Linked DNA regions of Homo sapiens: all the other regions are linked to region 2. Evidence: chromatin contacts called from ENCODE Hi-C or POLR2A ChIA-PET data. All regions are on one chromosome and are shown on one strand. Each heading gives the region's core, a stretch centred on a gene start or an enhancer-like site at or near the end of the contact. The rest is flanking DNA. Distances are from core to core; before and after follow the strand shown.

What was found. A loop is a pair of places that touch in the nucleus more often than their neighbours do. ChIA-PET counts read pairs that join two places held with the same protein, here RNA polymerase II (POLR2A). Pooled maps may share reads with other maps.
Region 1: a loop to region 2 is called in a pooled map, with 8 times the contacts of the local background. The contact joins the promoter of PTPN2 here to the promoter of ROCK1 in region 2. A Hi-C loop is called at or near these places in 3 of 50 pooled maps. POLR2A ChIA-PET finds 5 or more read pairs at or near these places in 2 of 52 experiments (GM10248 and T-cell).
Region 3: a loop to region 2 is called in a map of CD4-positive, alpha-beta memory T cell, with 24 times the contacts of the local background. The contact joins the promoter of FAM210A here to the promoter of ROCK1 in region 2. A Hi-C loop is called at or near these places in 2 of 168 maps with a recorded cell type or tissue (CD4-positive, alpha-beta memory T cell and naive thymus-derived CD4-positive, alpha-beta T cell) and 7 of 50 pooled maps.
Region 4: a map of CD8-positive, alpha-beta T cell shows a loop between it and region 2 (34-fold over the local background). The contact joins the promoter of AFG3L2 here to the promoter of ROCK1 in region 2. A Hi-C loop is called at or near these places in 2 of 168 maps with a recorded cell type or tissue (CD4-positive, alpha-beta memory T cell and CD8-positive, alpha-beta T cell) and 8 of 50 pooled maps.
Region 5: a map of naive thymus-derived CD4-positive, alpha-beta T cell shows a loop between it and region 2 (27-fold over the local background). The contact joins the promoter of CEP192 here to the promoter of ROCK1 in region 2. A Hi-C loop is called at or near these places in 1 of 168 maps with a recorded cell type or tissue (naive thymus-derived CD4-positive, alpha-beta T cell) and 5 of 50 pooled maps. POLR2A ChIA-PET finds 5 or more read pairs at or near these places in 1 of 52 experiments (activated B cell).
Region 6: a loop to region 2 is called in a pooled map, with 19 times the contacts of the local background. The contact joins the promoter of TAF4B here to the promoter of ROCK1 in region 2. A Hi-C loop is called at or near these places in 9 of 50 pooled maps.

What each region holds. Positions count from the first base shown.
Region 1 is chr18:12,882,867-12,886,998 of GRCh38, reverse strand. It overlaps PTPN2 (protein tyrosine phosphatase non-receptor type 2), which reads left to right and starts at 2,762. Exons shown (of 9, transcript NM_002828.4): 1 at 2,762-2,926. The coding sequence starts at 2,858. RefSeq lists silencers at 1,141-1,190, 2,550-2,839, 3,220-3,559.
Region 2 is chr18:21,109,817-21,113,843 of GRCh38, reverse strand. It overlaps ROCK1 (Rho associated coiled-coil containing protein kinase 1), which reads left to right and starts at 2,031. Exons shown (of 33, transcript NM_005406.3): 1 at 2,031-3,026. The coding sequence starts at 2,934. RefSeq lists enhancers at 1,433-1,492, 1,523-1,742, 1,842-2,136, 1,790-2,378 and a silencer at 1,783-2,172.
Region 3 is chr18:13,724,312-13,728,128 of GRCh38, reverse strand. It overlaps FAM210A (family with sequence similarity 210 member A), which reads left to right and starts at 1,571. Exons shown (of 4, transcript NM_152352.4): 1 at 1,571-1,800. It overlaps RNMT (RNA guanine-7 methyltransferase), which reads right to left and starts at 1,456. Exons shown (of 12, transcript NM_003799.3): 1 at 1,400-1,456. RefSeq lists an enhancer at 1,468-2,393.
Region 4 is chr18:12,375,357-12,379,393 of GRCh38, reverse strand. AFG3L2 (AFG3 like matrix AAA peptidase subunit 2) reads left to right here and starts at 2,167. Exons shown (of 17, transcript NM_006796.3): 1 at 2,167-2,425. The coding sequence starts at 2,312. RefSeq lists enhancers at 869-1,398, 1,399-1,930 and a silencer at 1,703-2,602.
Region 5 is chr18:12,988,644-12,992,920 of GRCh38, reverse strand. It overlaps CEP192 (centrosomal protein 192), which reads right to left and starts at 1,559. Exons shown (of 45, transcript NM_032142.4): 1 at 1,484-1,559. RefSeq lists a silencer at 1,298-1,377 and enhancers at 1,858-2,237, 2,628-3,240.
Region 6 is chr18:26,224,570-26,228,728 of GRCh38, reverse strand. TAF4B (TATA-box binding protein associated factor 4b) reads right to left here and starts at 2,284. Exons shown (of 15, transcript NM_005640.3): 1 at 1,453-2,284. The coding sequence starts at 1,795. RefSeq lists a silencer at 1,645-1,804 and enhancers at 2,455-2,554, 2,585-2,654.

The DNA.
Region 1 (4,132 bases), core at 1,513-4,012, 8.2 Mb after region 2:
ACAAATGTCTGCCCAGCTCTATAAATGTACAGCTCTTGTAGACACCAGGCTTTTAGGCTGTATTTTGATATGCTTGTGCCTCTGAAGTTCTAGCTATAAGGGTAGTCTGTTTGTGCTGCTATAATGAAATAGCTGCAACTGTGTCATTTGCAAATAACAGAAATTTATTTCTCACAGTTCTGAAGGCTGAGAAGTCCAAGGTCAAGGCACCAGCAGGTTTGGTGTCTGCTGAAGGCCCATTCCTCATGGTGCCACCTAGGGGCCTTCACATGGCAGGACAGAAGGGCAAAAACGGCCCAAGCTAATTCCCTCCAGTCCTTTTATGAGGCACTAATCAAATTCATGAGAGCAGAACCCTCATAACTTAATCACTTCCCCAAATGCCAACCTCTTAATACTGCCACCATGAGGATAAAGTTTCAACGTGAATTTTGGAGGGGACACCATTATTCAAACCACAGGAGGGGCTATGGGTAGTAAGTAGAGTTTTCTCTGAAAGGGGTATAAATTATACATTGAGGGGAGAGAGCCTCTTAAACAGTATACTAAAGTGCAGAAGGCAGGCCTTGTTCCAGTGAAAGAAGGGACTCCAAACTCTCGCTATGCTTCATTTCCTTTGGTCTAGAGCAGTGGTTCCCAAACAGGGATTGAAGGGGCCAAGGAGTAAGTTGAAGACATTGCTATGAATCCAAATATGTAATCCACCAAGCATTATCTGTAAAATGAGTATCTCATACATATATGTACTATTATTTAAAAATACACTTTGCTACTTAATTTCATAATTCTTTTAAATGAATTTGTAATTTTTTAAATTAATAGACTTTGTTCATTATATATTTCCTCAAATATATAAACAGTATGCACATAAAAGTATGCCTACTATCAAAGGACTTTGAACAATTTGGGGGCAATAGGGAAGCCTGACATTTTAAAATCCTGAGAACTTCTGATCTTGACTTCAAAAGGGGCAAAAGTCTACATTTGGGGTCCTTTAGAAACAGCAAGCTAGGAACTAGTTGGGTTGGGAGTCACATATGTCGGAGAGACCAAGTCATATCTTGTCAGCAGGATATCTCGAAGCAAGTTAACCTCTGTTTTCTTTTTACCCCCGGGCTTCAGTGCAGCCCTGTATAGGTATTCTTCTGGAGCAATCATTCTCAAACTCTGGGGGGGCACAGGCATCCCCAGGAGAGCTTGCTTAAGTAGTCTCCTGGGGCCCCAACACCAGAGATTCTGATTCAGTAGTTTGGGGTGAGGCCTTCAAATTTGCATTTCAAAGAAGCTCACACTGGATGCAAATGATGCTGGTGTGAGAACCACTGTTCTAGATTCTTCGCTGCACTCAGCAAACTAAGATAGGCAAATACAGCTCCCGGAACCAGAGAGGCTGACAAATGAATTCCAAAGAGATGCTGAATACTTGGCGATAAGAACTGCTGCTTTGAGATAAAGATGCTCCTCCTTTGTAGAACACAGTATTTTTTGGTTGGAAAGCAATCTGATGAGCAGACTAATGCGAACATTCACAGGATATTCTGGGAGATACCATGCCTTTAATCAAAATAATCAGATTCAATGACAGAATTTCAGAACCAAGGACCATTAGACATTGTGGGGTCTTTCGGGGGAAGCTTTCCTGTATCTCTAAATCATACTATGTAAGTAGAAAGCTTGCTGACTGCTTTTTTGTTAATACGATTTCTTCTAGCTTCCGTAGCCAACTTTTTTTTTTTTTTTTCTGGCTAGGGTTTTCATTATTTTATGTGATTAAGGACACTTTTCTGCCCCAAGTATTGTAATCCTCTCGGCCGGCTCTGTCCAAAAGAACTGTCTTCGATGATAGAAACGTTCTACATATGTACTTTGCCACATAGCAGCCACTAGCCATACATGGTTATGGCACACCTGAAATGTGGCTGGTGCCACTGAGGAATTAAGTTAATATTTAAAATTTAAATCCCAATACTGGACAGCACGGCTAAACCTTTCCTAACCCTTCACGTTTCTTATGAAGATTATATAGCAGGATATTACAAGCACTAAAAAAGAACTATCTTAAATCTGAAGCAAGATGATTTCCCTAACTAGTACGTTTGTTTGGTAAAAGAGGACGTGCTATTTTTTACAGTTAAATCTAATTCGTAAGTTGTAGAACGTTTTCTTAACAAGGTATCCCTCTCCCAAATTCCGGGAGAGGCTGGCTGCCTTTCCTTTTGCTCCAGCGGTTTATTTGGCATAAAATCTGCAGGCTTACAGGAGCTGACACCAGGGCAGAAAAGAATGAGGAATTTGTTTCCAAGTTGGTCACAGGCCGCTAATCTGACCTAGATGATGTTTAAAATAATATTCAAATACAGCACTTTAAAAAACTATGAAGGCTGAGAAGAAAACGAGAAATGGGAAGCAAGAAGGAAGGCGGAGCGTGCCGGCGACTTCTCAGGGGACTTCCTCAGGGAGTCCCATTCCAGTAACCCCGCGCTACCCACGGACCACCGCCTCTCTCTTGTCGGAAGACGCAAGCCCAAGGGGCGGCTCACCTCGTGCCGCGCGCAGGGACCACGGCCGCCGGGTGGTCCCCTGGCCCCGCCCCCTCCCACCTGGGCACCCCGAGCCCCGCCCCCCGAGCGCCCCGCCCCGCCCCGCCGCCGACTTCGCGCCGCGCTCGGGCGCCGAGTCTGCGCGCTGACGTCCGACGCTCCAGGTACTTTCCCCACGGCCGACAGGGCTTGGCGTGGGGGCGGGGCGCGGCGCGCAGCGCGCATGCGCCGCAGCGCCAGCGCTCTCCCCGGATCGTGCGGGGCCTGAGCCTCTCCGCCGGCGCAGGCTCTGCTCGCGCCAGCTCGCTCCCGCAGCCATGCCCACCACCATCGAGCGGGAGTTCGAAGAGTTGGATACTCAGCGTCGCTGGCAGCCGCTGTACTTGGTGAGTCGCGGACCCACGCGGCAGTCGCCGACCTCCTCCGAGACCCGGACTCGTGCCCTGTCCGCAGGGTCCCTCCCGCCTCCCCCGCCTCTCGCCTCTAGCCTCTCGCTCGGGGCGGAAGTGGCGGCGCGGTCCGCGTCAGGGGCGCGCCTGCGCTGACCGCTCTCTTGCTCCTTTTGGTTTAAAAAAAAAAAAAAAAAAAGCATACTTGAGCTGAGCAGCTCATGGTTAGCGCAAGCGCAGTTAGTTCTGGAGGGCGGTGCCACAGCGGCTTCTTGGGGAGCGCGTGGATGCGCCACCAGCGTTGCGCGGCCCGGGTCTGGGGGTCCTTGGGAAAGCCGTGGGGGCGCTCGGGCGCGCGCCCCCGGGCCGCAGCTTCGCCGTAGCTCCCACGCCGCTGTGCTTGGTTCTTGCTCGCGGACAGCTCTTTCTCTGGCCGGGTGTTTTGTGGCCGGGTGGGCAGCTGGCGTCCCCGGGAGCGGTGAGGGCGGGGGCGGGCGAGCCGGGCCGCGGCGTCCGGGTCCAGCTGGCGCCCGCGCAGGACCTGTGGGAGCAGGCCGCTCTGGGCGCCGGGCCGGCCGCCGCAGCCCTCTGCGAGGCGAAGCTCGCTCTCCTGGCGGAGCCGCGGTGGTTGGGGGTGGCTCGTGGCCTCTGGCGAGGGCAGCGCTCTCGGGACCCTCCGTCTTCATTTTCCCCCGTGGCCCAGCAGCGCCCAGCGTGGGTTCGGCCCCCATAGAACCTTCCCGGAACGAAAGAGGCTTTGCTTGTGTTCGTCCAGTGATAGCGTGTCATTCTCTTTATAGTTTTCCTTACTGAGGTATACTTTCCCTACAGTGAAACGCAGCTTTCATGTGTGCTCCCAGACGGGTGTCACAAATGAATCCCCTCTTGCAAGCCCCCTCAAATCAAAATAGCCTTTCCTTGCCCTGAGAAAGTGCCCTCATCCCCTCCCCGGGGGCACGGTGTTCCGATGCCTATCGCCCTAATCGTGCCTGTTCAGCTCACATAGATGCAATATGTAGTATAAACACCTGTGATTCGCTTTTTTTATGTCAACTAGACTACCTTTTAATTCAAACAAAACTTTATCTCTTTTAAAATGATGTAACTGCTTTCCCCTTCGTTTAATCCTTGTCGTATTATTCCCAAGATTGAATTTGGTGACGGTTAAGTTAATGCTGCTTCTGATGTTTGGTTCTCTCTGTG
Region 2 (4,027 bases), core at 782-3,281:
CGCGATCGCGACATTGCACACCAGCCTGAGCAACAAGAGTGAAACTCCATCTCAAAACAAAATAAAACAAACAAAACACCAAAAATTAGCTGGGCGTGGTGGCGTGTGCCTGTAATCCCAGCTACTCCGGAGGCTGAGGCGGGAGAATCGCTTGAACCCGGGAGGCAGAGGTTGCAGTGAGCCGAGATCGTGCCACTGCACTCCAGACTGGTAGACAAGAGTGAAACTCCGCCTCGGAGAAAAAAAAAAAAGTTAATTTAGAGTCCATCTATCTTATGGCAGAAGATAACTAGATTTAGAGTCCATCTATCTTATGGCAGAAGATAACTAGTGATGTGTCACAATAATCAGAAGAGCCTTGTAGGTAAGTAAGCTATATATGGACCCCACCTATATTTCTAGTAGATATTTCTAGAAATATATGGACCCCACATATATTTCTAGTAGTTCTGCCAGGTTGGTTATCACTTCCACTTATATTTATCAGTGTCACTCATGTATTGTCTTAACTACTTGTATTTTTTCGTATGTGTCTAAATGGAAAGCAACATAATGTTCACGGTTCTCTGAGAAACAACAAAATTCCTAATACCTAAAAATGGTAATAATAATAAAAAAAAGACAAGCAGGGTTTAGGAAATTTATTTTAGGGCAACTGCCTGATTTATTTTAAGCCCTATGCTTAAAAATAAGTCTAATTCACATGACTTAAAATGCTGGAGCCAAGAAAAGTCGCTGCAAAGGCATTTAATGAAATACCTGGTTTGTCTAGTTGTCTTTGTTATGATTTTTGTATAAACCAAGAACGTCCTATCTTGATATATATAGTGGATTTTATATCTAAATATTTCTTGTATTTAATAAATTGAAAATAGAAATAGACATTTTTTCAAACAGTGTAAGATTTTCCTAACCTCTGACTCACATCGTAAGGCTGGTGGACTGTTCAGATGCTGTACGATGCTTTTTACTCCGATGCTTTTTGGTTCATCTGTAGCATTTTCCATCATGGGGTAAAAGATCCACATTTTCTATTTCTAGTGATCCTTAATTTGGCTTCTGAGCAAAAATAAAGTTTGATGAGGAATAAATTAAGGTAGATTTCCTGCTGAAACCAGTGAAGAACATAACTTTATCAGCGGGGGTGAGTGACAAGTCTTTCACCTTTCCTCACACCACAGTCAACGAAGTAACGGAACTAGGAGAAATGCCCATTATTCTCATGTCCTACATTAGTTCTGATAAAAATCACAATTAAGTTTCACTGAATGTTTTGACATTGAAACGGCAGCATTACACGTCCAGGAGAGAACTACAGTAGGGGTGTTATGAGAACTAACACGAACGACTTAAAAATATTGATTTTTTTCTACGAGATTATTTTCCTTTAAAAAAATTAAATTGAGCTTGACTTCTATTGACTGTATCTTCCGGAGTCAGTATTTTATGGCTCCCCTGACACACACGCCTGGCGTGGGAGGGCTGAGCGCTGCAGCGCTTCGGAACTTTCCCAGTGAATCGTAAATGGGTTCAACGCCGGGGCTCGCGGAGGGCTGTCCATGGAGTACCACTGAAAACCAAACGCCACTGGTGCTCAATGCTGGTACCTGCCGACGAAAAGGCTTCTTGCCTAAAAAAGAACCTATTGCCCCACCCTAACAGCAACAAGGAGAACAAGCACTCTCTCCTCGTCAGAAGTCTCTGGACTGGCTGCAACCCAGAGGAAACAGAGCTGGGGCATCTGCCGGGACAGCGATCAGAAGCAGCCAGAGCTCCGCCTCCGTCCGGACCTCCAAGGCCGCTCCAGAGCCCTGCATGGCTCCTCAGAGCCGGCCAAGGCGAGAACCTTGCCGGCAGCTGCTTACCCGCACTCGGCTCCTCCCAGCGGTCCGCCTTCTCCACCGCCTGCCCGCAAGGCCCCGCCCACCTCACCGCCCCGCCCCACCCCACCCTGCGGAGGCGACAGAGTGCGCGCGCGCGCGCGGGGTCCCGGCTGGTTCCCCTTCCGAGCGTCCGCGCCCCGCATGCGCAGTCTGCCCCGGCGGTCTCCGTTTGTTTGAACAGGAAGGCGGACATATTAGTCCCTCTCAGCCCCCCTCGCCCCACCCCCCAGGCATTCGCCGCCGCGACTCGCCCTTTCCCCGGCTGGGACCGCAGCCCCTCCCAGAAGCTCCCCCATCAGCAGCCGCCGGGACCCAACTATCGTCTTCCTCTTCGCCCGCTCTCCAGCCTTTCCTCTGCTAAGTCTCCATCGGGCATCGACCTCGCCCTGCCCCACCGGACACCGTAGCAGCAGCCCCAGCAGCGACGGGACAAAATGGGAGAGTGAGGCTGTCCTGCGTGGACCAGCTCGTGGCCGAGACTGATCGGTGCGTCGGGCCGGGCCGAGTAGAGCCGGGGACGCGGGGCTAGACCGTCTACAGCGCCTCTGAGCGGAGCGGGCCCGGCCCGTGGCCCGAGCGGCGGCCGCAGCTGGCACAGCTCCTCACCCGCCCTTTGCTTTCGCCTTTCCTCTTCTCCCTCCCTTGTTGCCCGGAGGGAGTCTCCACCCTGCTTCTCTTTCTCTACCCGCTCCTGCCCATCTCGGGACGGGGACCCCTCCATGGCGACGGCGGCCGGGGCCCGCTAGACTGAAGCACCTCGCCGGAGCGACGAGGCTGGTGGCGACGGCGCTGTCGGCTGTCGTGAGGGGCTGCCGGGTGGGATGCGACTTTGGGCGTCCGAGCGGCTGTGGGTCGCTGTTGCCCCCGGCCCGGGGTCTGGAGAGCGGAGGTCCCCTCAGTGAGGGGAAGACGGGGGAACCGGGCGCACCTGGTGACCCTGAGGTTCCGGCTCCTCCGCCCCGCGGCTGCGAACCCACCGCGGAGGAAGTTGGTTGAAATTGCTTTCCGCTGCTGGTGCTGGTAAGAGGGCATTGTCACAGCAGCAGCAACATGTCGACTGGGGACAGTTTTGAGACTCGATTTGAAAAAATGGACAACCTGCTGCGGGATCCCAAATCGGAAGTGAATTCGGATTGTTTGCTGGTGAGTAGCGCTGTTCTCTTTTGCTTGTCTGGGGTTTTGCATGTCTTTCCTTCCTCTTGCATTAGTCTGGTTCGCTGCAAAAGTCTCAGGTGTGCATAATCGTCTTGGAAAATGCTAGATTTCTGTTTCCTGAAGAATCTTGGAGTACCATTAACATCTCATGGTGTGGTCCTATTTGCCATTTGACTGGCTCTGTACTAACTACTCTGAACTTTTAATTCTGACTCAGTTCATGAGTACCCGAAAGATACTTACAAACTGCTATTGCAGGCATCCTATAAAAAGTTATCACGTCAGAGTTACTGCAATGTATACAGTTTGTTGAATGGCGATCGTAGTAATTAATGTTAATCTTTCTGATCCGTTTGACAGTTAAATTGGAAAGACTACTTTGCATTTTTTTTCCTTTTTGCGATTTAGCTCCTAGGGGTTTAGTTTTTAGCCTTGAAAATGATAACGGAGAATTGCTATTGAGGAAGTGATTTTTGAGCCAAAATTTCATAGGTGATTTGAGTTTGAAGGAACTTTTTGCTAAACTATTGTAAAAAACCAAGATAATTGGTCATAGGTAATTACAGTGTTAACTTATTTTATTGTATTATTGGTTACAAAAGTACGTACCATACAGTTATTGTAACTGTCTTTTTGGTGGTGTGGCACTTAACATTGTCACTTGTAAAACATTCTAAAGAGGGTTTTATGACATGAAAAACCACAATCCCATTTTAAAAATAGTTAAGTGGTTGATAATACAGTTATCTGTAAATAATTGGAATTCTTAGGTTTGATACATTTCCTCTGTAAATGTATCAAAGTTGTTCAGAGTTTCTGAACAACTAAGGGTTATATAATATTTCTTGGTCCAAACAAAACCACATAATCTCTAAAATAAGGTTTCAGGGAGCATGTATATGGACAGGATTTCACAATGTCTTCGGTGAAATAATGTTAGATATGCTCAATTTTGGGGATTAAGATTAAGGAAACAAAATAATACCATT
Region 3 (3,817 bases), core at 322-2,821, 7.4 Mb after region 2:
TGTTAATCCCCTGTCCGATGAACAGTTTTGCAAATCTGGGTACAGATCCAAAAGAAGGGAAATCAGTATATCTAAGAAATATCTGCAGTCTCAAGTTTATTCACAATAGTCAAGATATGGAATCAACCTAAGCGTTCATCAACAGATGAATAAAGATAATGTAGCATATATACACAATGGAATATTAGTCATTAAAAAGAATGAAATCCTGTCATTTGCAACAACATGGATGAAACCGGATGTCATTATGTTAACTGAAATAAGCCAGGCACATGAAGACAATATCATGTTGTTACTCATGTGGGAGCTAAAAATGTGGACCTGATGGAGGTAAAGAGTGGATTGGTGGTTACCACAGACTGGGAAGGGTAGCAGGAAGAGGAGCGGGATGAAGAAGAGAAATTGGTTAATGGGTACAAAAAACCCCAGAAGAAATAAAATCTAGTGCCTGATAGTACAGTGGGGTGGACACAGTTAACAATAACTTATTGTGTAGTTCAAAATAGCTAAAAGAAAAATTGGAATGTTCCCAACATAAAGATAAATGTTTGAGATGACAAATATCCCAATTGCCCTGATTTAGTCGTTACACATTGTATGCATGTATCAAAGTATCACCTGCACCTGCAAATATGTGCAACTTCTATGTATCAATTTAACAAATTGGGGGAAAAAAAACCCAAACCAAACTCAAAGTGGAATAATGAAAACACTCCATAGGGAAGAGAGCTGTCCCTCAGAATCTTCAAGAAACCTTCGAAAGGTGGTCGACTGACATGGAGATGGACACGCGATAAATAACCACACGAACATTTCGACCCGGCTTTCCAGTCACACCTCCGAAGCAAGCTATGTCTCTGCGTCATTTCAGCTCCTCAGGGTACGAGCGAGCAGGCCGCCAGGGCCGCCGGGATAAAGCCCAAGCGGGATAAGCTCTAAGTCCCGACCCGCCCGCTTGACCCTCTACCACGGGGCCCGAGAGGACGCACAGAGGCGAGAAGGGACTTCTCCAGCCAAGTTCACCCCCTCCGTCATTAGCGCGGCCTGTTACTCAACCTCTGGTTCAGGTTTCCGAAGCGCCGCTGAAGACAAACCTGCGGACCCCACGCCCCTCCCCAGCACGGCCCTGGGGCGCGAGCTGGAGCAGCTCTTCGAGCTGCTTCTCCCACCCGGGCTCGCCCAGTCTGGAGGAGGAACAGCGCCCGCCCACCCCAAGGAGTTCCCATTTTCCTTGGGACTGAGGACACAAGGCAATAGACCCACGCGTTGGGTAGTGAAGCACAGGGCTAATGCGAAGTGAGCCCATGTCAGGGGTGGGAGTGCCAGTTCCACCCCTCCACGGCGGCCGAGGGACAAACACAAAGAAAGGAAGGGCCGGAGTTCCAGCCGTCACACTCACCAGCACAGCCAAACGCGATTCTGTTTGCGGAAACGGCGGCCCGCGCCACGCGTGTCTGCTTACGTCACTTCCGGAGGTGCGAGAGTCACGTGGAGACGGTCAGGCGAGAGTGCCGCGACGCACGTCCTCCGCGCCGGAACTACGAGTCCCGACGTGCCGCGCGCGGCATGCAGAAGCTTCACTGAGCGGGCACTGGAGGTCGCGAGCACGTTGCTAGTGGGCGCGGCTGGCGGGGCCGGGGGCGGCAGGGGGCTAGCGTCCGGCTGAGCCCGGCGGGTTCCTGCACGCGGACCCACGCTTTGTCGGGCTGCTCTGCTGAGTGACACCGCCGTGGCATCCGAGGAGCTGTGGTCCAGCCTGCGCGGCGGGAAGCGGCGGCGGCGGCTCCAGCGTCCTAAGAGGTAGCATGGGCCCAGGCCTCTGTGGGGCAGCGGGAGGGGTCTAGAGGGCACCTTCAACCCTGGGCGTGTGTCCGGGAGCTGACTCGCGGCGCGAACCCGGCAACTGCTCCGCGTGCGCCGCTCTTCGGGCTGTGGCAGTGTACGACTGCCAGACGGGTCGTCCACACTCGCCGACCCCACAGACCCCGGCGGCCGAGAGAGGTCCCCCCGCCCTTCCGGGTCGAGCCAGTGTCCTGGCAAATCTTGCTTTGGGACTGTTTTTCAGCCTCCTTTGCTGTAACCCTTCACCGTGTTCTCCCCCCTTCTTCCGAAGCCAGTTGAAGAGGGGCCCGGAAGCGCCCGCGTTCGGAATGGTTTTTAAAATTAGCAATTTCTTATTAGGGACTGGCAGACTGGTCCTTACCGCCGTGTTTGGGAAGCCACAAGAGGCCATTCTTACCTGTTAGATTCTGAGAAAAGGGACCGCCTATACCTCTTCTTGACAAATACCTAAGGATGCATTAGTCTGCGTTGGCTGAACTTGGCATGGTGTGGTTTGGGGGAGACAACACACTTTTTTTGGCCATCACCCCAGATTTCTACTGGGGAGTGAAAGCGCCTACTGTACTGAAACTCGAAAGCTCCATAGTTGAGGACTTTCAACCTGAGATCAGGGTCAAAACTACCTGTGGATAGATTATTGAAGCGTGTGCATATTAACGTCGTGCGTCAAGTCCCCACCTTCCAAGGTTGTAAAACTGATCAGATTTACAATCCGTCTTGAATTACTCTTTACCAAAATTGATCCATTTAAAACAGCTTTGAAAATGTGCTTTACCAGCCTTCCTTCTTGTCAGTAGGCACAGGTATATTAATGAATAGACCTGGCTTTGGGGAAGGCAGCATTTGCAGCGTTGTGCTTTCCAATCTAATCACTTCTAAATTGTGGGCATTAGCCCATTTGAGGTTACAAACTTTGAACCAAGAATGAGGCCTATTTTTCACAAATAAGGATGACCCATCAATTTCTGATGACTGCTTGTATTTGTTATTATATGAAATGAGGTAAGTTGAGAATTAATCTCATTACATGAATATTGACAACTGCAAAAGTGTAGGTCTTACAGATCGAATGCATTATAGGCATATACAAGCATTAGAACCAGGCAATTACATTCCCTGTTCCTGATGCTTAAGTTTCTTGAGATAATTGCTGTTGTAATTTTACAGAAAATGAGTGTAATTTTGACTTTTAAAAACATGTTTTAATGTTTTTAAACACCGGGTGCAGTGGCTCACTTCTGTAATCCCAGCCGTTGGGAGGCCGAGGCGGTTGGATCACGAGGTCAGGAGTTTGAGACCAGCCTGGCCAACATGGTGAAACCCCGTCTCTACTAAAAATACAAAAATTAGCCAGGCGTGGTGGCGCGTGCCTGTAATCCCAGCTACTCAGGAGGCTGAGGCAGGAGAATCGCTTAAACCCGGAAGGCGGAGGTTGCAGTGAGCCGAGATTGCGCCGTTGCACTCTAGCCTGGGCGACAGAGCGAGACTGTCTCAAAAAAAACTAAACAAAACAAAAAAAGTTATTAGATTAAAAGCCTCTTAACTATGTGTTTATGAAAACTCCACGATGATGGGATATATAGAGATTACATTTTTCAGTTTTTATAAAACTTAACTAGAAGTTGTGTAAATTCATTTGAGAATAGAGGGGAAGGATTCTTGAAAGCAGTTAATGTAAGTAAATGAGCCAGATAAAAATGATTTTAAAGTTACCATTGGTGTTATTTTTCCCTCATTATTGCCTGAGTAATCTCTGGTTTTCTGGACATTAAAATAATAATAGCTAATACTCGAGTACCTTTTAGGTGCCAAGGTTAGTGCTTTATTCATTTGCACTCGTTTAATTCTAACCGAACCCAGTGGTATAGTTATGAGTGTTTGTTTTACAGATGAGGGTTAAGTAACTTGGCCAAGATCATGCAGCTTGTTAAGTAGTGGGATCAAGATTTGGACCCAGGCAGTCTGGCTGATTGAC
Region 4 (4,037 bases), core at 918-3,417, 8.7 Mb after region 2:
CTTTCTTTCTCTCACTCTCTTTCCTTCCTTGTTTCTTTTTCTTTCTTTTTTTGGCCTGCTTGCTGGTCTCAAACTCCTGACCTCAGGTGATCTGCCTGCCTTGGCCTCCCAAAGTGTTGGGATTACAGGCATGAGCCACCGTGCTGGGCCAATTTGTGTCATTTTCTTTTTTCCTGATTGCTCTGACTATTGATCTTCTCAAAGAACACACTTTGATTTCATTCATTTCTCTATGTCTTTTAGTTTTTAATTTTATTGATTTTTACTTTTATCTTCTTTCTGTTCTTTGGTTTTACTTCATTTTCTGTCTAGTTTTTTCTTTTTTGAAGCCGAGGTCTTTGTTTTGCCCAGGCTTGTCTGGAACTCTTGGGCTCAAGTGATCCTCTCACCTCAGCCTATTTCTGATACTGATTTCTAATTTAATTTCATTGTGGATAGAAAATATGTTTTATATGACTTGACTCCTCTTAATATTTTTATGGCCTACAATATGGTTTATTTTGATAAGTGCTCTGTGAAAACTTGAAAATAATGTGTATTCTGTTGTTATGAGTAGTTTTCTATAAATGTCTATTTGATTTAGTTGGTTGTGTTTAAGTCTTCTATATACTTACTATTTTCCTGTCTAATTGTTCTGTCAATTATCAAAAGAAGGATTTGAAATCTCCAAATATAATTGGAAGTTGTGGTTCTGTCAGTCTTTGCTCCATGTATTTTAAGCTTCTGTTAATGGGAACAAAGATGTTTAGGGTTGTTATGTCCTACTGATGAACTGACCCCTTTATAATAATAATAATAATAATAATAATAATAATAATAATTCTCTTGGCCAGATGTGGGTGGCTCACATCTGTAATCCCAGCACTTTGGGAGGCTGAGTCAGGAGGATTGCTTAAAGCCAGGAGTTTGAGACTAGCCTGGGCAACAAAGTGAGACTTCAACTCTACACAAAATAAAAAAAGTCGAGTGTGGTCGAGCGTGTGTGGTCCCAGCTACTTGGGAGGCTGAGGCAGGAGGATCCCTTGAGCCCAGGAGTTAGAGGCTGCAGTGAGCTACGATTGCACCATGGCATTCCAGCCTAAGTGACAGACTGAGACCCTGTCTCTGGAAAAGAAACCCGATCCTCTTCATCCTTAGTGATATTCTTTTCCCTGCAATTAATTTTCTTTGGAATTTCCTTGCCCTAAAATCTATTTGTCTACTCAGTTTTCTTTTGTGTGAGCATGGTATGATGGTGTATCTGGTATATCTTTTTGTTATTGTTTTACTGCCACTGGGGTAATCACAGGACTCACCTGGTTTTGTCTCCTGTCTCTCAAGGATTACTGTCCTTTGCCTGAGGTCCAGCGTCGCCAGCCTGGGCGACAGAGCGAGAGCCCGTCTCAGAAAAACCCCCAAGTCCCCCACCTCAGTTCAAAGACCTCTCCTTTTTCCTCCGCTGTCACGGTACAGGAAACAATGTGTAGTTTCCACTACCTGGAAGACTCGACTTGCTCTCCGAGAACCAGTTCCCCGACAGGGTTCCTAGAGCGCAGGCTGCACGGCACAGCCCCAACATTCCCTGCTGCTTGTGAATCTTCGCATCGCCCTCCCAGGGGTCAGGAATGTGTGCTTCGGTGTCTCCAGAGCCTAGCACCACCCCATGACTCAGCTGGCGCTCGGAGGGTCCTTCCATCTGCCGCCGCTGGGGCCTTCGCTACTTCCCCCTCGCTCCTACTGGCTGGCCCACCCGGCTGCCCAGGCTCGGAAGCCCAGGATCCCAGTCACGCGTCTCCCCTTAGTCCCCGCCTCCAGCCACGCCCCCCACACCCCTCCGTCGGCCCCGCCTCCAGCTCCTGCTCGCTCTCCTAGTCCTTCCTCGGCCCCACCTCCAGCCACGCCCCCCACGTGCGCCATCAGCCCCGCCCCCAGCTCTCGCTCGCCCTCCCGAGTCCTCCCTCGGCCCGGTCCCCGCCTCTAGCTCCCCCTTGCCCTCCAGGGTCCTTCTCGGCCCCGCCTCCTGCCGCGCCCCCAACGCTGCTCCGTCGGCCCCCGCCTCCGGTCCCGCCCCCATGCTCCTCCCATTTGGTCCTGTCTTCTGCACTGGCGGAGGTCGCGGCGGGCCTCGGAGAGGAGACGCCGACGTCAGCGCGCCGGGGCGGGGCTGGCGGCAGGAGACGCCGCGTTGAGAGCTTGGGCTCCTCCGTGAGCCGCCGGCGCGCTTCGCTGCCTGGCGGCCTTTCCCCGAGCCGAGCCCGCTTCCCGAGGCCGCCAGTCGTCGCCTGCCCGCGCCTGCGCAGCGTCCCGGGCCGAGAGGGCCACGGCGGCGGCCATGGCGCACCGCTGTTTGCGGCTGTGGGGCCGGGGCGGCTGCTGGCCCCGCGGCCTACAGCAGCTCCTCGTGCCTGGCGGCGTGGGCCCGGGCGAGCAGCCCTGCCTCCGGACGGTGAGTCCTACCTGGGCGCCCGGCGCCCTCCACCCTGCCTCGGGCCCACTTCCGGCTCGGGAGAGCGGACGTCAAGGTCACTGGCCCCCGCCCTCCGGCCGCACGCGGGCCGTCCCTGCCGAGGGCCTGGGCGCCCTGCGCTGTCTCTCAGCCGGCCCCGGGAGCGCCGATTCGCGCTCAGCCCTGCCTGTGGGATTCAAGTTTTGAAAACGCGCAGCTTCAGTAGAGCCGGGTTTTCGCGCTTCACCGGGGCGGTTGAAGCCTCGAAGGTCATGTTGGCTTGGTGGCCGTCCTTGTCCCCGCTTTCGTGTCCCCGGAGCACGGAACGAAGGCGTCTGTAATTTTGAGTCAGCAGCACGAGCACGATGTAGTCGCAAGGACGGGTTTTGGAGTCGGGCTGCCTAACCTCTCCGAGTCTCCGTGTTCCCGTCTGTTGAATGGGGCCATTGCGGGCATTCCAGGACTGGCAGTATTAGCTATTATTATTAAGAATGTCACCTTTTCATAGCAGGGACTCTGTGTTCGTTGCATATCAGGGCCTGCTCTCAGCAGGAGGCTCTTTCTCTGTTGGTAGCCATCCCTCTAGATACACACACGGGACCTGATACGTGTTTCTGACATAATGATAGAGTGTTGACAGAACCATGGCCGTGATCAGTCTCAATGAAAGGTTCACGTGTCGAATAGTCGCTCTCACTGTTTAAGTGACACGGTTCCTCAGCCTTGCACTGGTGTACGGGTGGTGGTTGAGGTCCCCGGGTCGGCCACGGGAACCTGGCTTGGCCTCCTGCTATCCCAGCGCCCTTGTAGTCAGCTCAACGTCTTCACTGTAAGGGGAGATAGGCTAGTGCCGGGGCTCACGCCTGCGATCCCAGCACTTAGGGAGGCCGAGGCGGGAGAATCGCTTGACTCCAGGAGTTGGAAACCAGCTTGGGTAGGGTAGCAGACCCTCCGATCTACGATTTTTATTTTTATTTTTATTTTTTAAGAGACGGGGTTTTGCTTCTTCGCCCAGGCCGGAGTGCAGCGGCGCAAACACAGCTCACTGCAGCCCCAAACTCAAGCGATCCTCCCGCCTCAGCCTCCGGAGTATCTGGGACTACAGCACCGTGGTTGATTTTTAAAAAGTTTCTGGAGAGGCCAGGCGCGGTAGCTCACGGCTGTAATCCCAGCAGGCGGGTGGATCACGAGGTCAGAAAATCGAGATCATCCTGGCTAACACGGTGAAACCCCATCTCTACTAAAAATACAAAAAATTAGCCGGGCGTGGTGGCGGGCGCCTGTAGTCCCAGCTGCTCGGGAGACTGAGGCAGGGGAATGGCGTGAACCTGGGCGGTGGAGCTGGCAGTGAGCCAAGAGCGGGCCACTGCACTCTAGCCTGGGCGACAGAGCGAGACTCCGTCCCAAAAGATAGGGTTCACCATCTTGCCCAGTTGCCCAGGCTGGCCTGGAACTCCAGGACCCAGGCGATCCTCCCGCCTCCTCCTCTCAAAGTGTTGGAATTACAGACCTGAGCCACAGCTCCTGGCCTCTACAAATTGTTTTTTTTTTTTTTTTCTTACCTGGGCTCAGTGACTTATGACTATAGTCCCAGCAACTCGGGGGGCCAAGG
Region 5 (4,277 bases), core at 310-2,809, 8.1 Mb after region 2:
GAAAACTCAGAAATTATGCAAAGGTCATTCATGCAACATTCATTATCAAACACAAACCATGAAGAACCCTCTACTTGGCACCAAGAATGCAAAGATAAATAAGGCAGCTCCCCTCAGGGAGCTGACAATCCCTGTCAACTACGATAGTGTTAAGTGCTTCAACAGAGCTTTGCTAAGGGTGCAAAGGTAACAAAACCCACGGGAAGATTCCTCAAGATGTAACCTAATACCTAGTCTCTTCTCCAGAAAAGATTACACTTGTAAACCATTCATGGACATAACACATTCCTAAAGGAAATTTCCTTTAATTTCTCACATTATTGCATTACCCACCCCTCCTCCATCATCTCAAGTGAAGACAATATTTTTCTTCTATCCTATTTGAACTGAGTGGCTATATTTGCAATTTCTCTTGCTATTTCCTTAAAGTAGTGACCTCAAATTTCACATCTGGACTCACTAATTACATTCCTAGGTACATAAAAGATTACTGACTATAGTCATTAATCGTAGGTCTATGTATACAATTAAACACATTTAAAAGCACACGCCGTGGAACCCAAAGCCGAGTCAAACTTCCCCAAAACTCATCATTTACTCTTGGCACTTTAAGATATACTTTAAAACTAGGTAGGCATTTGGTATATTATTGTTCAAGGCTTGCCGTTTTTGCCTAGAAAACTGAAATTTGGAGAAAAAGTTGATTTTGGAGCAGTAAAAACGCCAGTCGAATGACCTCAAAATAGTAAGAGCAAATGGAAATATGGTCATATAAACAGCTGTTCTCCAAACGACTGACTTGAAGAGGTCCTCATGTTTTACTAAACAAACTCTGAAAGTAACAGCAAAGTAAAAGTAGAGTGTATTAACATTCGTCTCATTTCACGTTCTGTTGATAATGAAATCATAGGCAAGGAATGTAGGTAAACTATTAGGAATAAATGAACGCAACCTAGCAGAAACCAAATCAAGTGAGTAAACGGAAGACAAGGGCATTAAGTTAAGTTAACAAGGTTACTTCCTGGGTCAGAATTTTAAACAAAAAGGAGGAACAGAACCGCCCATCACAGGGCACATAAAGGAAACATCACCGGTCACTTCACAAGCACACTGCAAGAAACTCCAGAGGGTAGCACGGAGAGGGCCTGTCCCTCAAGAGGTGGAAGTCCCCAGACAAGAGGGGAGGAAAGAAGGACGTGATCCCCTAACAGTCTGTCTCATCACGCCCGGCCAAAGCCCGATGACACAGAGGCGTGCAATTAATCCCAACCAGGCGGAGCTCAGCTCAGAGGCTGCGCCAGGCGCAGAGGCGCGGGAAGCGCGGCAGTCCCCTTGCTCGCGCCCTGAGGCCGCCCCACAGCCTGCGCCCCCACCCGGCCCAACCGTCACTGTCCCGTCGGTCCGGCAGCCGAAACGTAGGCCAAAGGTGCATGCGTCTGCCTCCCGCCTAGGCGCAGGCCGAGGCACCAGCGTCCCCCCTCACCGAGCCCGCGTCCCCGACTTCGGAGGGCAGTGTGCAGCGGGAAAGTCCACGGACTGAAGAGGTGTCCCAGGGCACTGCAAGTGCGCGTGCGCGTGGCCCCCGCACCGGCTGGAGCCCGGAACGGCCGTACCGCGCCCGCCTCTGGTTTACGTCTGTTCGCGGCACCAGGCAAGGGGAGGAGACTGAGCTGGCTTTTGATTGGACAGCGGGAAGACATGGGGCGGGAAGAAGCCCGGTGATTGGTGGGGACAGCGCGTTCCTGGATTTGAAGCGAGGAAGCCGCGCGCCCTGCGAGTCCGGAGGAGGAAATGGAGCTCTGCGCTGCGTGGGACCCGGGGGACGGCTCCCGTTGGCGCCGCCTTCAAGGTCTTGGCGAATTTGAAAATAATGCTTACTTTATTCAGTTTGGGTCTCCAGGGCACCGCCAGTCACTCTATGCGCAAAGAAGTATCCCCCGCCAACAAATCCCCCCCGATAGGTTTCGTCCTTCCGTGGGCAGATGCAGACCTTTCCTGTTGGTAGGCGCTGAAAGGCGTCAGGTTTCACCTTCAATCAGCTAATTCCTCGGGATCCAAGTTTCATGACATTTCGCCACATCTAGTCGCCTCTTTGTGACAGAGTAGGCTTTGTCTCGATTGCTTCCTACTTTTCTCCATCCTTCTTAGGCCACAAAACCCATCACCGCCATCTGCTCGGCACAGGCCCTTAACTACTTCACTGAGACCATGCCTTTCACTCAAAATGTATCTCAGTCTTTTTCAGTAAGGTCCCTTATCTCAAAATTTATTCCATATAGTCACAGAGGGAAAAGAGTCCCTCTTTTCCAAAGCTAACTCCTTAACTTCGTTCAAGTTACTGAAAGATGTCCGGCGCACCTTGGAGGAAAGAAGAGGGAAAACGCAAAGTTTAGAAGTCCCTAGACCTGAGGTTACTTGGTGGGGAAAGACGTCTGTTTACTTGACCACTTTCTACCTCCTGCAAACATGGCTCACCTGTCATTCTTGGATATCCTCTCCACTGGTTTCCTTCTCTCTGCCTACAAAAATGCAGCACCTCTCTACCCAAACACACACACCACACACCCATACACCACACACACCACTCACACCACAAACCACACACACCCACATATGCACCACACACACGTGTGTGACACGTATACACACATCCATACACAACACACACCCACATACACATCACCCACACACCACACACACCCTCCACACACAAACACCACTCAAACCACACACCCACACACACCCCTTCCTTGATTCTGTTTCATCACCTAATGACCATTCTTGTTTCCTTCCCTTAATGGTCTCCACTTTTTTTTCCATAGAGGAAGCCAGGCTTCCACTTTTTACACCTTATTTTGACGCATTTCATGGTGTCTAGCTGGGTCCTTAAAACTTTATCAGGAATAGACTCCTAATTGTCAAACTCAGTGATATCTCCACAGTTCGACACCTCTTCTTGGAACCCTGCAGCCTTGGTATTTGCAAAGAGTAATTACCTTTATTCTACCTTTGTCCACACTCAGTGAGCAAAGATAAATGCAGAAAATCTCAAGATTTTCTGAATCCCAAAAAAGTAAGCCAAATGCTCAGCCCTAGAGCTGACCTCTCTTAACCTCTTTTTCTACAAAGCGGTCACACATTGGAGGTGAACTGCTTAAATGTGTCTACAGGTTCCGGACTGTCACTCACACCAGATCCTTGTTAATAAATGTCCTTCCTCCATAAATATCCTCAAGTCACCACAGCACTCCCCACAACACTCAGTAACCTGATAGGACTCTATTAACAGAGATCTCTGATTCAGAGTCTCGGCAGCAGGAGAGCCTGGACTCTGACGCCAGGCTGCCTGGATCTGAATCCTGGCTCTACCTCCCTCTTCCAAACTGTGTAGCCTTGGGCAAGTAGCTTTAACCAGCCGGTTTCCTTGTCTGTAAAGTGGGGATAATTAAAGCGCTTGCCTCAGAGGCTTACTGTGAGGATTTAAAGCTACTTCTGTAAGGTATCTAGAAAAATAATGGCCCATGGAAATACTCAACAAACATTAGCTATTATCTTATACCTCAGTATCTCACCTCACTTGCCAACTGGAAAGGAGGAACAGAACTCCCACTGTGATTTCCAAATCTCTTTAGACACTGAGTAGAGCCTGCAGAGGCCCCATGACCAGGGTGCCTCCCAGGGAATTAGAAGTGAGGCCTATCCAGTTTTAAGTTCAGACATCTCTCAGCTCCCCTTTTACCAACTGCTTAAAGTGGTATGCCTCAGCCAATACTCAAAACCTTCTACAATGTAACCACAAGGTATGATTTCAGGTTAATGTCCCAGTAGTTCCCTAAATGAACCCTACTCTTTCATCAGACTGTTACTTATATCCTATTCCGTAAACACACCCCGGCCCTCTTTTACCTATTGAAATCAGACATCCCTTCCAAATTCTGCCAGCTCAAATAACTTGTCTCTTTTATGCCTACTATACAATTTCTACCATTATTACAAAGCTGAACCCATTACCTTTTGTAAATTCTAAAAATGCCTTCTCCCACGAGTGTAAGTTTGTGTGCAGACTACCTATTTTTCTACATACCCCAGTGTTTGGCACAGTATCTTGCACATGGTAGATGCTCAGGATTCACTAAATTAAACTGGAGAATGGTCTCAATTTCATTATTCCATTCTTACCCAAGGTACCTCTATGTCTGAAAGCTCAAAGACATGGCTTCTTAATTCTGGGTTAGATTCAGCATTAAGACTTCTTGTTTGATCCTCCATAAGGCTAC
Region 6 (4,159 bases), core at 1,035-3,534, 5.1 Mb before region 2:
CAGTGGCAAGATATCTTGGCTTACTGCAACCTCCACCTCCCGGGTTCAAGCGATTCTCGTGCCTTAGCCTCTCAGACAGTTCTTTCTTAATACTTTTTTTTTTTGACTATTTATAAACAAACTTCAGTGACTAGACAGGATTTACAGTTTAACAAATTAGGGGGTAATTTCATTCTAACACATTCAGAACTACTTTATAAACATATATGCAGAATAACAACTCAGAATAACAATTTAGAACTGCCAAATAATGTATTCGGTGCTGCACACTGCCGTAACAGTGCCTTAACAATTTTACATACCTTGTATACCATATAAAACTGAAACAGAACTTCATAAAAAGTGAAATCTATCCACAACGTGTATGACTAACTACAACATTAGATACAAAAAGGGTCCCTGTCATTTTATTAGGGGATATAGAATCTTTTGAATCAATGCTTCCCCTTTTTTACCATCTTTGCAGTTCAGAGTTCCAATTACTGCTAAACAAAATTAACAGAAAGCAAACTCCAAGAGACTTTCAGTAAAGAAAGGCTGAACACCCCAAAATCATTCAGCATATTTACAATATGTAAATTATCACAAAGCAAAACCTTTATACAAACCATGAAATACAGCCCAATAGAGTAAAAAGCCCTAGGATAGAAAGTAGTGAAAGACTCATTAACAGTAGCGTTGACACATGGCTTCAATTGCAACTGTAACAATTGCATGACTGATCTGTTTGTCAACTGTGGCACGTGTTCCCAGTCAGGGGTTCTGCTAATTGAAAGTTAGAATCATAAGACATTTAAAGATTGTGCAGGAACAGCATTATTCGTACTTGGTACTAGAAAGCAGTAAACCGATTCTGACTTGGTTAAATTTAAAAATCTCTTTCAGTTGTAATACACAAGAACTTCACTGTTAGGCCGTACGCGGTGGCTCACGCCTGTAATCCCAGCACTTTGGGAGGCCGAGGCGGGAGGATCGATTGGGCCCAGGAGTTCGACGTCGGTGAGCCATGATCGTGTCACTGCACTCCAGACTGGGCGACAGAGCGAAACCATACCTCATTCGTTCATTCATTCATTCATAATTAATAAAATAAGTACAACGCACTTCTACATAATCTAAGCGTATGGAAATCCACGGTATAAACCGGTCCATCCTCCACATGGAAATTAACTTCGGCTATATTATCTCCTCCACCTAAGAGCCAGTGCCTGAAAGCCCCCCCGAATACGCTGATGTAGCTTTTTACTGTATCACTTAGGTGAAAAGATTCTTTCCTTAAATATGAAAAGAAAAACTATGTAGTAATGACACAAAAAGAATATGTTAACTGTAAAGTCAAGATTATGAAATGTTCCCGTGGCTCAGTTTTTTTAGGAGCAATCTGGAGCTGCGAATTTTCCCGTCGCCGCCAGCTGGACCGACAGACAAGGCTGGAAAGGGTTATCAACATACCTGGAGGAAGCTGCAAATTAGCAGGAAACTGGATTGTCGTGGTGTTGGGGGCTTTCACGGCGACTATCTGAGGAGCAGGCAGCCTAGGGCCGCTGCTGACTTTAGGAGGGGCGCTGACCGGAGCCACTTTGGTCACCAGGGTCCCCACGGGGGACCGCAGGGGCTGGGACGCCGTGGGCTCCACGCAGACGCTGACAGGAGCCTTAGTCACGGCGCCCAGGGCCACCGGAGTGCTCTCCACCCGCACCGGCAGCGCCCCGGCCGGGGCCATGGTCACGGTCCCCGAGGCGCTCACAGCAGCCGGGGGAGCGGCGCCGGCGGGTTCGGTGAGGCCGGCGGGCATCCCCCAGGGGCTCAGCGGCAGCTTTGGCGCTGCGGTTCCGGGAGCAGAGGTGAGGGGAGGCTTGGCGCGCGGCAGCCGACTCCGGTGCGGTTCGGGTTCCACAGCATCGCTGGGGAGAGGCGCGGGGGCCGCAGCAGCGAAGTCAGTGACGGGCGCCCGCTGCACGGCAGGACACGCGCGTCCCGGACCTTCCTCTCGTCCGCGCGAGCCTGGGCTGCCCCCGGAGCGACACCCGCCCGACCTCTCGCAGCTTCCTCAGCGGCGCTCACACGTGCGCTGCCTCAGCCCTGCGCCTCAGGCTCGGGTCCCGCTGCGGGGGAGCCTGGACTTGCGGCTCCCGGAAGGTCGTCGCTCACACCTCGAGCCTAACTGCGCAGCTGCTCCCCCGCCAGAAATTTCAAAACTACGAACCCCGAGTGCCCACAGCCCCCTACGCGCGATTGGCACGGCCCCGCCGCGCGGCCACGCCAGCCATGTTTATATAGCCACGCGGAGACCTCGCGCACGCGCCCAGGCCGCCGCCACCGCCCCGGGTTTCCCCGGGATCCGGCCGCGTGATTGGCCAAGGAGCGGAGCCGCGCCCGTGACGTCACTGGGGACGGCTCCAGGGAGCGTTAAAATCTTCCCCAGAATCGCCAGCAAGGAGGGGCGATGCCAGAAACCTATCACGTGGGAGGGGCAAGCTGCACTTGGAAAACTGCGGCATCCGTGTTCCTCTCCTTGTGTCCCCTGTAGTGTGTTCCTCGAAAAGCCAGCACTAGACTATCTCCAGGATTCTATTTTTTAAGGAGAAAATGGGGAGGACTGATTTCCGAGAAGAGTGACTCAATAAGAATTCAATCACGCATTTTCAGTGTTTTTCTCTGCTGTCTTCACACTGAAGCGTTGCTAAAATTCGCAGTTAGAATTGACATTGTAAAAATTAAAATGGCGTATAGTTTTATAGTCTGTGAGATGTGCCTATTTTCATATTTTAGAGTTAAACTGCCTAAAATCTTAAATGGAAAATCGTTTCTTCTTTGGTGCTGCTATAGGTGTCTCTATCACCTCTAAACATTAAAATTGTATGTCTGTCTTCTGAAAAACTTAATGCCTTTTGATATCTATATAATTAGATTCTAGCACTTAGATATTAAGCGTGATCCTAGATATTATCTGGATAAATAAAAGGTGTTGAGTGAATCGATATGAAAAAACTTGCCTGTTTGTAATGCAGTCAGAGAAGATGCCTTAATTTCAAGCTAAAGTCATTATATTGTATGTTTGTAGGAACCAACACTGCACTGAAAGGCGATTTTACAAGTAGGCAGATGCTATGATCTGAATGTTGTGGTGTTTTGTTTTGTTTTGTTTTGTTTTGTTTTGTTTTGGAAACAGGATCTAACTCTGTCACCCAGGCTGGAGTGCAGTGGCACCATTGGCTCATTGCAGCCTCCACCTCCTGGGCTCAAGTGATCATCCTACCCTCCTACCTCAGATTCCCGAGTAGCTGGAACCACAGGGGAGCGGCACTATGCCTAGCAAAAACGGGATCTCGTTATATTGTCCAGGCTGGTCTCCAATTCCTGAGCTCCCGCCTGGGCCTCCCAAAGTGCTAGGATTATACCCCCAACTGAGTGTTAAAATGCTAAAGCTGGAGTTGATAATATTAGAAGGTTGGGCCTTTGAAAGGTGATTAGATCATAAGGGTGGAGCCCTCATGAATGGGATTCCATTCAGGACAAATCATGTTAAAGTGATGAATATGTTAACTTGATTTAATTATTTCACGACACATACAAATGTAACATGATACCTCATAAATACATACAATTATTATTTGTTAGTTAAATACATTAAATAAATAATTTTTTTAAAAAAAGAAACCTCAGAAAGATCCCTCACCCCTTCCAGCAAGTGAGGTTATGGTAAAAAGACTGCTGTCTAGAAAGTAGACTCTCATCAGATACCACATCTGCCTTGATCTTGAACTTCCCAACCTCTGGAATTATGGGACATGAATTTCTCTTTTTATAAGCTACCCAGTTTATGATATTTCATTATAGAAGCCCGAGTGGACTAAAATAGCAGGCAACCTGATGGTTACAGCTCCTGCTTTTCCCCCTCTCTGTAAACGTGTGCCGGCACGTTTAGATAAGATCTACTCACAAGATCTAGTAAAGTCCACACACTTACTACCTTTACTGTCTCTCACTTCTTGACCAGTCTAAATCCATCTCATGACCTAAACCAATCACCCTCCCTTTCTATGGTGAATTCCCTGATCACTTACCTTCTAGCAAATGCCTCAAAGTGGAGTTGGGGAGAGAAAAACTCAATTTATTGAGCACCTCCTGTGTGCTGGTCACCAAGAGATGCATTTCC